Linked DNA regions of Homo sapiens: region 1 is linked to region 2. A link is a loop called in an ENCODE intact Hi-C map of the cell type or tissue named here. Cell type or tissue: heart right ventricle. All regions are shown on one strand. Links, peaks and the distances in the headings refer to the core of each region. The heading gives the core; the rest is flanking DNA.

Region 1 (5,381 bases), core at 250-5,249, 53 kb after region 2:
CATTTCCACCCCAGGGCATTGGTACTTGCTGTTTCCACTACTGGAATGCTCTGGATGTAGGTTTTCACTTGATTTGCTCATTCTAGTCATTTGGATCTTATTTCAGACTTGATCATCTTGTTAAGTAGGCCCTTTTTCATAGCAGTTACTTGAAATTATCTCAGGCATTTATTTATTTTCCTATTTACATCTGTTTTCCCTCTTAAAAGACATAAGCTCTACAAAAGAAACTGGCTTGTCTGCTTATTCACAGTTTCCCTGCCCCTAAAGCATTATTGATATTTAATATTTGTTGAATGAATAAACATTTTCATATAATTGCATTTATAAGAATGTCTTTCTTTTGGTTTCAAAACTGAATAACAACTGGACTAGGTCTGTCTTTCCATTTAAAATGGGCTCTGAAGCTCTACGAGGTTCTAAACATGGATATGAGCTTCAGGAGGATCTGTGAACCTTTTGTAATTGTTATGCCAGAGTGTTGCACAATTGTGTGTTCATTTTTGTTGTAGTTTATAGCTTTCATCATCTACTTGATGGAGCTCATGTCTAAGAGCTTAAAAACCACCAGTTATTTTTCTGTCATTTTCTAGCATTTGTATTTGCAGAAGAGATGGTTTACTTCCTCTGTGGGTAACCAGGTTATCAGATTTGGTGTTTTCCAAAGAAAAGGTAAGAGCGGTCTGCTTTCATTGTCTGCTTGGTGCTAGTACAATCTCCCTCCCAGTTCTATACCTGCAGCCTAGTTGATGTCTCAGTAACTAAAACACTTCCCACTGTCTGGCAGACACTCATCTAGTGCAATGATTTTAAATTGCTTATTTTTTTTCAAGAAGCCTATTTCATATATGAAAAATTATGCATAAGCTTGTTATTGCAAACAGGAAAAAGCGGACTCGCCCTGACTGAATTTCGGAGATGTGCTGAGCCCATTCTTTGACCTGTCCTTTCTCCCTGTAGTGGGAGATATTTTTGGGGAATCTCAGGGCACATAGCATGTTTAAAAAACACTGATTCTGGCCCAGCAGGGTGGCTTATGCCTGTAATCCCAGCACTTTGGGAGGCCAAGGCAGGTGGATCAGTTGAGTTCAGGAGTTCAAGACCAGCCTGGGCAATATAGCAAAATTCTGTTTCTACAAAAAATGCAAAAATTAGCTGGGCATTTTGGCGTGTGCCTGTAGTCCCAGCTACTTGGGAGGTTCAGGTAGTAGGATGGCTTGAGTACAGGAGGCGGATGTTACAAGTGAGCCTAGATTGCACCACTGCACTCCAGCCTGGGCAACAGAGACAGACTCTGTCGGAAAAAAAAAAAAAAAAAGGAAAAACACTGATTCTGCAGGGATGACATTGGTTCTTCTCTCTTACCACTTGCTCCCCACCACCAACCTGGTCATGATCTTTTCATGCGATACAGGGGAAAAGAGTCTATGCTGCTCCCAGCACCCTACCATCCCTGTTTCTACCTAGACCCTGTCATGTGTAGGGACCCTACCTCTTGGAATGCAAGGTGTTTCTATGCTCCCCTTCCTCTTTCTCTTCTATTTACTTCTGAGTAATGCAGTCTTGGTTTCTAAATGGATATAGGTTAAAAGGTGCCATTGAGGGTATAAAGGCAAGATCCAAACCCTACCTGTCTCAAAGCATCCTGCAGAGCCTGGGGGTGGTTGTTGTTTTCTGACACTCTGCTTCTCTGGGTCAGGGAAGACAGAGGGGGAAGGAAGGCACAGTCTTTTCTCAGCCTCCCTATGCAGAAAAGAGTTAGCAGAGTAGAACTAAACTGCTGTCCTTGAAAAGGCCTGCTTCAAAGGGTGGCCCTTGGCTGTCATCTGGGAGCTTAGATTCCCACTATGAACTGATAAGAGTGGCTCACTGTGCCCATTTAACTGTTTTTACACACAGCGTGGTTTACGCCGGACACCTCCTTTCCTTCTGAGAGTTTACAGTTTGGGTATGTGCCAGGCAGGGGGTTGCATCTGGGGACATCCCCCAATAAAAGCCTTGGTCATTGAGTCTAACAAGCTTCCCTGGTTGGCTGCATTTCATACATGTTGTGATGACTTGTTGCTGCGGAAATTAAACATGCCCAGTGTATTTCCACTGGGTGAGAAATCTTGGAAGCCTGTGCCTGCTTTCCCTCTTGCTTCACCCCAGGGGCCTTTTGACTTTGCTGAATGTGCTTGGTACCGTTTTGTTGTTATAGATCATACCTCTGACTACAACTATATGCTGAGTCTTTTGAGTCTTCCTAGTGAATTGTCAAATCTAGGGGAGGTTTTAGGACCTCCTGACATATTGCCACTTTCAGACTAGCATGGCTGTTGGTTTCAAAGGGCAGAGTGTTTGTAAACCACCAGCCAATTTTCTCAAGCAAGCTCCATAGGCCTTGAAGCTGGTGGGCATGCTCCCAGATTCTGGCAAAAAGTTGCTAACTTGTTTTTTGCCTCTGTGGTTATGTAATTTAGTTTTTAATTTTTATGTTTTTCTGATGTCTCCATATGTATTTTAGCAGAAAGGAAAGATTGTATCAGAGACTCATAGCATTAACACTGTTGAAATCACAATTTTGGGCATCTCACACTTTAAAATTTTGAGAGATGAGAGAATTTGGCTTATTCTGGTTTCTATTTTATTTTTATTTCTCATAGTGGGTTGAATAGTCCAAGTTCTAACCTCCAGTACCTGGGACTGTGATCTTATTTGAAAGCAGTGTCTTTGAAGATAGTATTAAGTTAAGGCTCTTGGGATTAAATCAACCTGGATTTAGGGTGAGCTCTAAATTCAATGACAGAGGGTTATTTAGAGACATAGAAAGGGAAAGTCTGGATGAAAGTAGAGGCAGAGATAGAAGTGATATGTTTACAAGCCAAGGAATACTAAGATTTGCTAGTAGCCACCAAAAGCTAGGAGAGAAGTGTGAAAGAATTCTCCTTCAGAGCATCCAGGAGGAACCACACCTGCCAGCACCTTGATTTTGGACTTCTGACCTCCAGAACTATGACAGAATATATTTCTATTGTTTTCAGCCACCTAGTTTATGGTATTTTGTTATGGCAGCCTTAGGAAACAAATACTATTCTTGATGCTTGGAATAATCCCTGGGAGAGGCGAGTGAGGAGGGAAGCCCTGACTTGCAGGAAAGGAGATCTGAGCAAAGTTTGAGAAGGTGTAAGCCACTTTCGAAAAATGTACAAATGAGCCCCATGTGGTGATTAAACCCCTCAAGATGTAGTTTTCATCTTATTCTAAACTGCTTGATCTTGAATGCCAGATGTTCTGGGTACTCCAGGCCTCTCCTCCATCATTGCATTTTGTTTGGGCTCAGAGACCCTGCAACTCTGGTCTACCTGGGGCATCTGACTTTGATTTCAACTCAGACTCTAAGAACATTAGAGAACTCCAAGAAAGGGCATAGCTGCTTGAGCAGCAGGAAGAGCTTATTCCAACCCCCTATTACGTGGCCCCACCTCCCACTACAGACAGGCTCCTCAGGTATGCATTTTTGACATCCAAGCTCTTAAGGCAGAAGTCCATCTGTTGGAGTGTGATGGCGGCCAGGAGATAGGGAAGACCGTCTTTACCCCATGACTCATGGGCTTTTACTTCTCAGTGAATGCTCTGCAGGCCTGAGGGTCACCCAGTATAGAAAACAATGGGTGCAATGACAGGTGCCTGTTTCAGACCCATTCTAGATGCCTGGCCTTTACATAGTCTCTAAAAGTGGCCTTCTTAGAGAAGGCATGGAACTGCAGGGTCAGGCCTGCTTGCCATTTCCCAGATGCTTGAGGAATGCCTTACTTGGCATGGAGACTTCATTGTTTTATGACTCTGTTTCTTGATGTTGTGGATGTTGGTTAAGAATCAGCAAATAGTTCTTTTCTTAGCTGTCACAAAGGCAAGGTGACCATTAGCAATTGATCAGTGACTCCTTCCTATCCTATTGGAAATCCTCTGACCCTCGAACTCTGAAATTCTTTTGTCCTTCCTCATATTGGCCCAAAGACTTCCCTTGCCTTGTTTTGATGTTTGCTCCACAAGAATATCTGGCTATTCTGGCCCCTGTCTCCATATTCATTTTCCTGAATGGGATTCTTTAAACCTGTGGCAGGGACTTTTTGTTCTCTCCCCAATATCCATTCTCCTTCCATTCTTTACCAGAATTCCTGTAGGGCATTTGTTTTTGGAAGGCAGCCAAATCCTTAGCTGAAACAACTATATTTCCCAGTATTCTTTGCTGGGAAAGGAGTGGCCAATGAAATATAAACAGAAGGCATTGGTTGGAACTTCTGAGGAAGCCTTGCTAACGACACTGGTGCCATTTCAGCCGTGCCTACCACTATTCTTCAGGCTTAGAGCACAGCATTGTACGTGCAGCCATCTTGGGCCATGATGCCATCCTTGAGGATGCAAACCATGCACTAAGGATGATGGCACGGAGAGTTGAAGAAGGCTGGTCCCCAAAGACCCTGGGGCTTCCTTTCCAGTCCTGGATCATCAACCTCTGAATTTCTTTTTCTTCAGTGAAAAATATCTTCTTTATGCACCATTATTTAAGGTTTCTAATATATGCAGCAAAACTTAGTCCTGATTGGCTAACCCTCCTCTTTCTCTAGGTTGGAATATTTTGATTATATTTGTCTTTTCTCCATTTATATTTGCCTAACACAGAGAAATTCATTTAATAATCATACAATAGGTAATTAACATTTCACCAATATTATCAAGTATATGATTGCATCTAATGTATTCCACAATTCTAGTTAATAATTATGTACCAAAATAGGTCAAAATAAAATAAAATAAAATAAACAGCAAGGCACATTGCATGTGTGATTCCTAAGATAATTGTATCCCATTATATTTAGTTTTTAAGTTTCTTATTTGAAAATTTAATTTAATGAAGAAGATGTATGATGTTGGAATGCTACCTATGTCACCATCTGGCTCCCCATAGCTGCCTGTCAGTACTAGAAGCTCAAAGTGGAGCCATATGGGCCATTTCTAAAATAAGTTTTTGCCTTTTAGACAGAATGGTGGCTCAACTTTGAGGCTCAATTTTTGTGGCTCATAGGATAAAGGATCAATTACCACCTATAAGCTTTTCTGCACAATTTATATAAATAAAAGATTATTACTGCCAAATGTATCTGGTCTTCATGACTTACAAATGGAAACAGAAAGAATTGGGGACCATAACTTGAAAGATGGCTTCACAGATTCACAGAATAAAAATTATGTATGCTTTTTTTTTTTTGAGATGGAGTTTCACTCTTGTTGCCCAGGCTGGAGTGTAGTGGCGCAATCTCGGCTCACCACAACCTCCACCTCCTGGGTTCAAGTGATTCTCCTGCCTCAACCTCCCAAGTAGCTGGGATTACAGGCAC
Region 2 (5,381 bases), core at 311-5,310:
AGCCAGTCTGAGGAGGAAAGAGGTCCCTGAAGAGGCCTGGGGTTTGACTGCTGGGACCTAGTGGGGCAAGTGGCATGGATTAGCTGAAGTTGCTCAGTGTTGGGAAGATCCTTTTATCCCTGTCTTTTAAAGGGGAGACTGCAATATAAATCAAATGCCAGTTTTTGTGTGTCTTGAAACCGTTTAACACCCTCCTTTGTAGTCTGCCTAGGTCTCAGGTGTAGCCGCACAGCCTCACGTTGCCTGGGGCGCCATCTAACACTGAGCATCCGCCTCTGGCAATTTATTCTTTGTTGGCAGCTGAGCTGTCTGTCAGCAACTCCCAAAGCCCAGAAAAGTACATATGTCTTAATTACAGTGGAGAACAAACGGAGGGGCATGGACGCTGGGGCAGTGGATCCCAAAGGACATATCTTTGGGGGAAAATGTCTGTGTCTGTTTTGCTGACCTTGAATACTTCTTCTCGGAAAAAGAAAACAGAATAATGGCACGTTTTTCTTTTTTGATTTATTGTCTGGCCCTCATCAGCCCCTGCCTCTCATAGCATTTTGTTTGACACCTGAAAGCCAGGGGGTTGCATTAAAATTCTTGCACTTTCCATATAATCGCTGGCTCTGGGGTGATTTCAGTAAAAGGGGCATGGTGATTGTCCTGGATGTTAGTGTGGTGTCATTAACATTACTTCCAGGGTCTAAGTCTATCGCGTGGCAGGGGAGAGTGATACTTAATTGGATTTTTGCAATCTTAAAGGCGACAATTGCTCCTTTCTTTAGAAGCCATACATTGAGTTCAGAGTTGAACCTGCTCAATTCCAGCATTGCATCTACCTATTAACTTCACAGGCAGTTAAACAGAGGAGCATAAAACCGCATGACTAACTGTGCTCATAGCCGCTGAAAACCAGATAAGGGAATCTTGAAATCCTTTATTCCAGCACACTGTGAGTACTACATATATTTTCAGTGATAAATAATAATGCAAAATTTCCCTTTGTCCACAGTCCTTTGACTGCTCCCCACTCCCTGTGAAAAAGCTCACATTTATTAATTGGAATGAAATTTGAGAAGGTGATTTTGGAAGGCCTTAATAGAAGGAATTGCTAAAAAGAACTTGAGAGGACAGGCCCCAGGAGAGACACAGAAGAGAGAGTAAGCAGCAATCCTGACCATTCATGGTAGCAATGGGCCAAGATTGCTTGCAGACCAGTGGTTCTGAACCCTGGCTAACCATAAGAACCACTGGGAGGCTTTAACTGACTCTGATGCCTGGGCCCCACCCCAGACCTACCAAATCAGAATCTCTTGGTAACTGGATATTTGCGTATGTTAAAAGCTCCCAGGTGATTCTCATGTGCAGCGTGGGTTTGTGAACTTTTGCTACAGGGCGATGACAATGCTCATGCCCGAGGGTTTAGGATATCTGCTAAGGGTGCAGGTCTTGGAACTATGATTGTTGGGGATCTTGCCAAGCTGTGCATTCAAGAACCCTTAGAATCCCATTGTATGGGCTCTCACCCAACTGTGTCGGAACTCTGTGCACTGAGGTGCAGCTCATGCCTTCCTCCCTTACCTCCTTGATTCCTCAAACTGCACATTTGATTTTCTTTTTTACTGAATCAGTATTAGCAAAAAAGAGTTACAAATTTGGTGGCCAATGAGCTATGAATTTGTGTCATTGATGGGGCTGTATGAAGGTTGACACTTATTCCTGACCCCTAGTTTTCTCATCTGTAAAATGTAAATAATAATAATAGTAATAATAATCTAAATGTACTTCTTGAAGCAGGTCGTGATTAACCCTCCCATTGACATTTTCCTCACTGGTTACTCTGAGCATAAACAAAGACATGGACTACATTCATTTGGAAGTTGGGCATTATTTTAGGCGGTCCTAAAGGGTTCTAACTATGAGCTTTACATGGAAGATCCCATCTGCTGCTTCTGGGGATCCTGTGGACACACGGGGATTGTCCAGGATGTGTAATGATGCCATTCATTAAAAGCTAAAAGTCCAACCCAGCCATCAGAGACCTGAGAAAGTCAGGGTTGGGAAGGGACTAAAATGATGGCTTTAGAAATAGTATAACAGAGTATTTAGGAGATTTGTGAGGGTGCCCTATTAAAGACACCAGCATATTACCTCCTTGGAATAATAACACCTCACAAATGGGGAATATAAACCACCCTTGGGAGGTGTGGGGAGCACAGTTTTCTAAATATGAACTTGATTATCTCGTAAGACAGAGAATATGGCACACAGGGTAACTTGGTTTTGATGGAGAAACAGGAAAAAAAAAAAAAAAAGGAAATAAGGGAGTGCCTGGTATGTAGCCTTGCTTTAAAAATGGTGCTGGATGAATGAAGAGCTATATTTGGGTTCCCATATTACTGAGTTACTCTTTTCCATAAATTTGAGCTCAAGAAAGAGCAATTAAAAAGACACAATAGGATGTTCACAAAACACCATGAATAACCAGGAAAAAATGTTGGCAGCTTGTGTTATATCATCTTTCCTCACTGAAAACAGATTGGTTGGGTGTGGTTCAAAATAGTTAGCCTTTATGCTATGTGAAGATGTAGGGGCCACTTGAAATGCTTTTTTTTTTTCTTTCTCTTCCTCCCTCCCTTCTTCACTTCTCTATACCTACCTACCTACCTACCATAGTGGTTAATATGTTAAATAGGTAGTAGGTACCATACTACCTACCTACCATAGTGGTTAAAAAACAAAACACTACGGTACCATATGGTACCATAGTGGTTAAAAAACAAAACAGGAAATGAGCAAACAAAAATTAAAAAGCAGACATGTAGTAATGTGTAGTAAGGATTTTACTGGTGACAGCTGAGCAAAGACCTTTTTTCAAACGGACTTCTGAGACGGACAGGGGCACACAGGAAAGGTGTGGCCTCAGGGGTCTTCTATTAACAACCGACTTCTTGTCATCAGATTTCTTTCTCTATTTTAAATGAATTAGGTGTTCAGAAATAGAGTCCCAGGGCTGGGCAATTTTCTCCTTGAAGAGTGGCAGCAAAGGAAAGCTGGAAATGCATTAATCGTAAATGAGTAAATTAATTACGCATTCCTTCCCCTGTGGGGTCAGCACTGGCACCAGTAGGCCATCAGTTGTTTAAGGAATTAGATACCAAAGATGCCCTTTATACAGCCAATTATGTGGAAATAAATTACTCTTTCAGATGACAGTATGCTTTTCTCTCAGAACATGTGGAGAAGGCTTTTTGTCTTGGAATAGTCTGCATGCCGTTTTCCATGGTAATTAAAGCCCTTAAAGCAAAGGTTTCTTCTGGCTCTGGTTCTTTGGATAGAACAATGCTGCATGCCTAGAAAATGTGGGGGGCTGTTTTGCTGAGTGATGTGTTGACAGTTGAGTAGGTTTCACAGGTGTGACAGAAACTCCCAGCAGCACCGGGGGAGGCCTCGGTGGCAGGCAAGTGATGTACGTCACTCCCTGAGCCCTTTACTCACCCCGAGAGAGTAGCAGGGTGGAAAGCCTAAAAAGTGGGTTTCAGAACTCACACAGCCCTGTTGTAAATACCCATGGCTTGAAATGGCCTCTGCTGTGCAGGATAACAGGCAGTTACGTGAGCTGGTGGCAGCCAGGGCTGGAGGAGCTCAAGGAAGTCCCTGCCCTCCCTGGTAGCCCAAGCTGTTCTTTCTTCATCCCCAGTCCCTTCCTTTCTGGTCCTCAGTGTCCCCCATCCTCAACATCCCCACCCTCTAGACCTGACCAGTGTGTGGGTAAGGGAGTGGGTCAGGAGCTCATTGGAGTGTGGTTTTTACTAGTGTGAAAGGAAAATAAAACTTGGGGCCCCAATTCACTCTGCCAAAGGAAAAAATGAAGCTGAAAGCTGAGTCATGCAAGAAGCTGCATTTCCTTTTGTTCCTGAGCAGATAGCTACAGGTAAAAAGTTAAATATCTCCACAGGTAGCCACTCTATGTTCACCTTCTCTTATGGAAAGTGCCGATTTGCTGAATGTGAGATAATACATAATTAACTAACCCCTACCTACTCCTTTTCTCTTGCAACATGTGGATTCAGTAATGTGACCTATCTTTCCTTTCCCCTCCAGCCTGCTTTTCCCTTTTAAATATTGAAGCCCTCAAAATCTTCTTTGGGAAAAGGCACAGACCTGTCTCCCAGGTGGATCCTTAACTTTGACAAAATAAACGTCTAAACTGATTGACACCTGTCTATCTGACCTAGAGACAGATGCTCATATGCCTTTTGGTTTACACTAATAAAGAACTGGAAACATCCAACATCCCTCCACAGGGGAGTGACTAAGGGACCACAGAGAGCCTTCTCAGCCAGAACATCACATAGTTGCTGTAAGGAATTGGATAGAGCTCTGGCTCCCGACACAGAGAATCCTCCAGGCATACTGTTAAAGGAAAAAGAAAGCTGTAGAATCAGAAACAAAGCTATAGAATCAGAAAAGAAAGCTGTGGAATCAGAAAGCTATAGAATCATACTACATTGTATGATGTATTTATGTAAGACAGCCACAAACAAAACTGTACGTTTCCATATGTATACAAATATATTGGGTTGTACCACACGAAATGGCCTTTTTAAAGGTCAAAATTGGTCAGTCATTGGCAGATTCATGCAGTTCAACTCAGGGGTTCTCAGCGATGGACTGTGGCATTTGGGCTGGATAACTCTGTTGTGGAGGCAGTCCTGTGTGAGCACTAACTGCTAGTGTCACGACTTGGGTTGTGACAACCAAGAATGTCTCCAGATTTTTCCAAATCTCCCCCTGAGGGGCAAAATTCTCCACCCACCTTTGAGAACTTCTTTAACTTGATGTATGTAAATGCAAAAAGATGTGAAGAAATGTACAACATGCCGATTTGTTATCAGTCACTTTTGGGGAGGTGCCCGGAAATGGGGCACTGCAGCTTTAGCTTATCTGTGTTGTTTGAATTATTTTACAGTGAGACTGCATTCATGTGTTATCTATGTAATGAAAAAAAAAAAAAAAGAAACTGAGATTGTGTTTAAACTACTAAAAGAGTGTGGGGGAAGGGCAGGGGGCCCTTGGACCTCATAAAAGTATCAAGAGATAGCTGTCCAGCCCCTGCTTCCTCACGTTGCTTACAGTCCTGTGCTTTGGCACTGGAGTTTTGATAAGGCCATCAGTGAGCTCTACATGAATGCCTTCCTCTCTTTGGGTTGAGGGAGGGGTGTTTGGGACCTGTGCTGCATTAGAGAGCTAGACAGGCTGAAGGGAAGAGTTTCCAAGGCCCTAGAGGAAGAAGAAGGGAGTGAGAAAAGCACCAAATACATGTGTCCAAGGCCCAACGAGCCAGAGGGTAGACAGGAGGATAACCCAAAACAACTGGGTCAAGAGTGGGT

The links. Peaks named below come from ENCODE experiments on the same cell type or tissue, not always from the same donor. Only the 100,000 strongest peaks of a DNase experiment are listed, where the experiment ranks them.
Region 1: a loop joins it to region 2, with 11 times the contacts of the local background. A loop is called at or near these places in 3 of 110 quality-filtered maps.

The regions. Positions count from the first base shown.
Region 1 is chr7:24,018,050-24,023,430 of GRCh38, forward strand. It overlaps LOC105375188 (a long non-coding RNA gene), which reads left to right and starts at 570. Exons shown (of 3, transcript XR_001745008.2): 1 at 570-672. In heart right ventricle, for the core only: no CTCF peak of the experiment used is centred there; no DNase peak of the experiment used is centred there.
Region 2 is chr7:23,964,653-23,970,033 of GRCh38, forward strand. No RefSeq gene overlaps it. Among named protein-coding and RNA genes, the nearest start is that of STK31, 260 kb to the left of the region's middle. In heart right ventricle, for the core only: no CTCF peak of the experiment used is centred there; no DNase peak of the experiment used is centred there; H3K27me3 peaks cover 251 bases.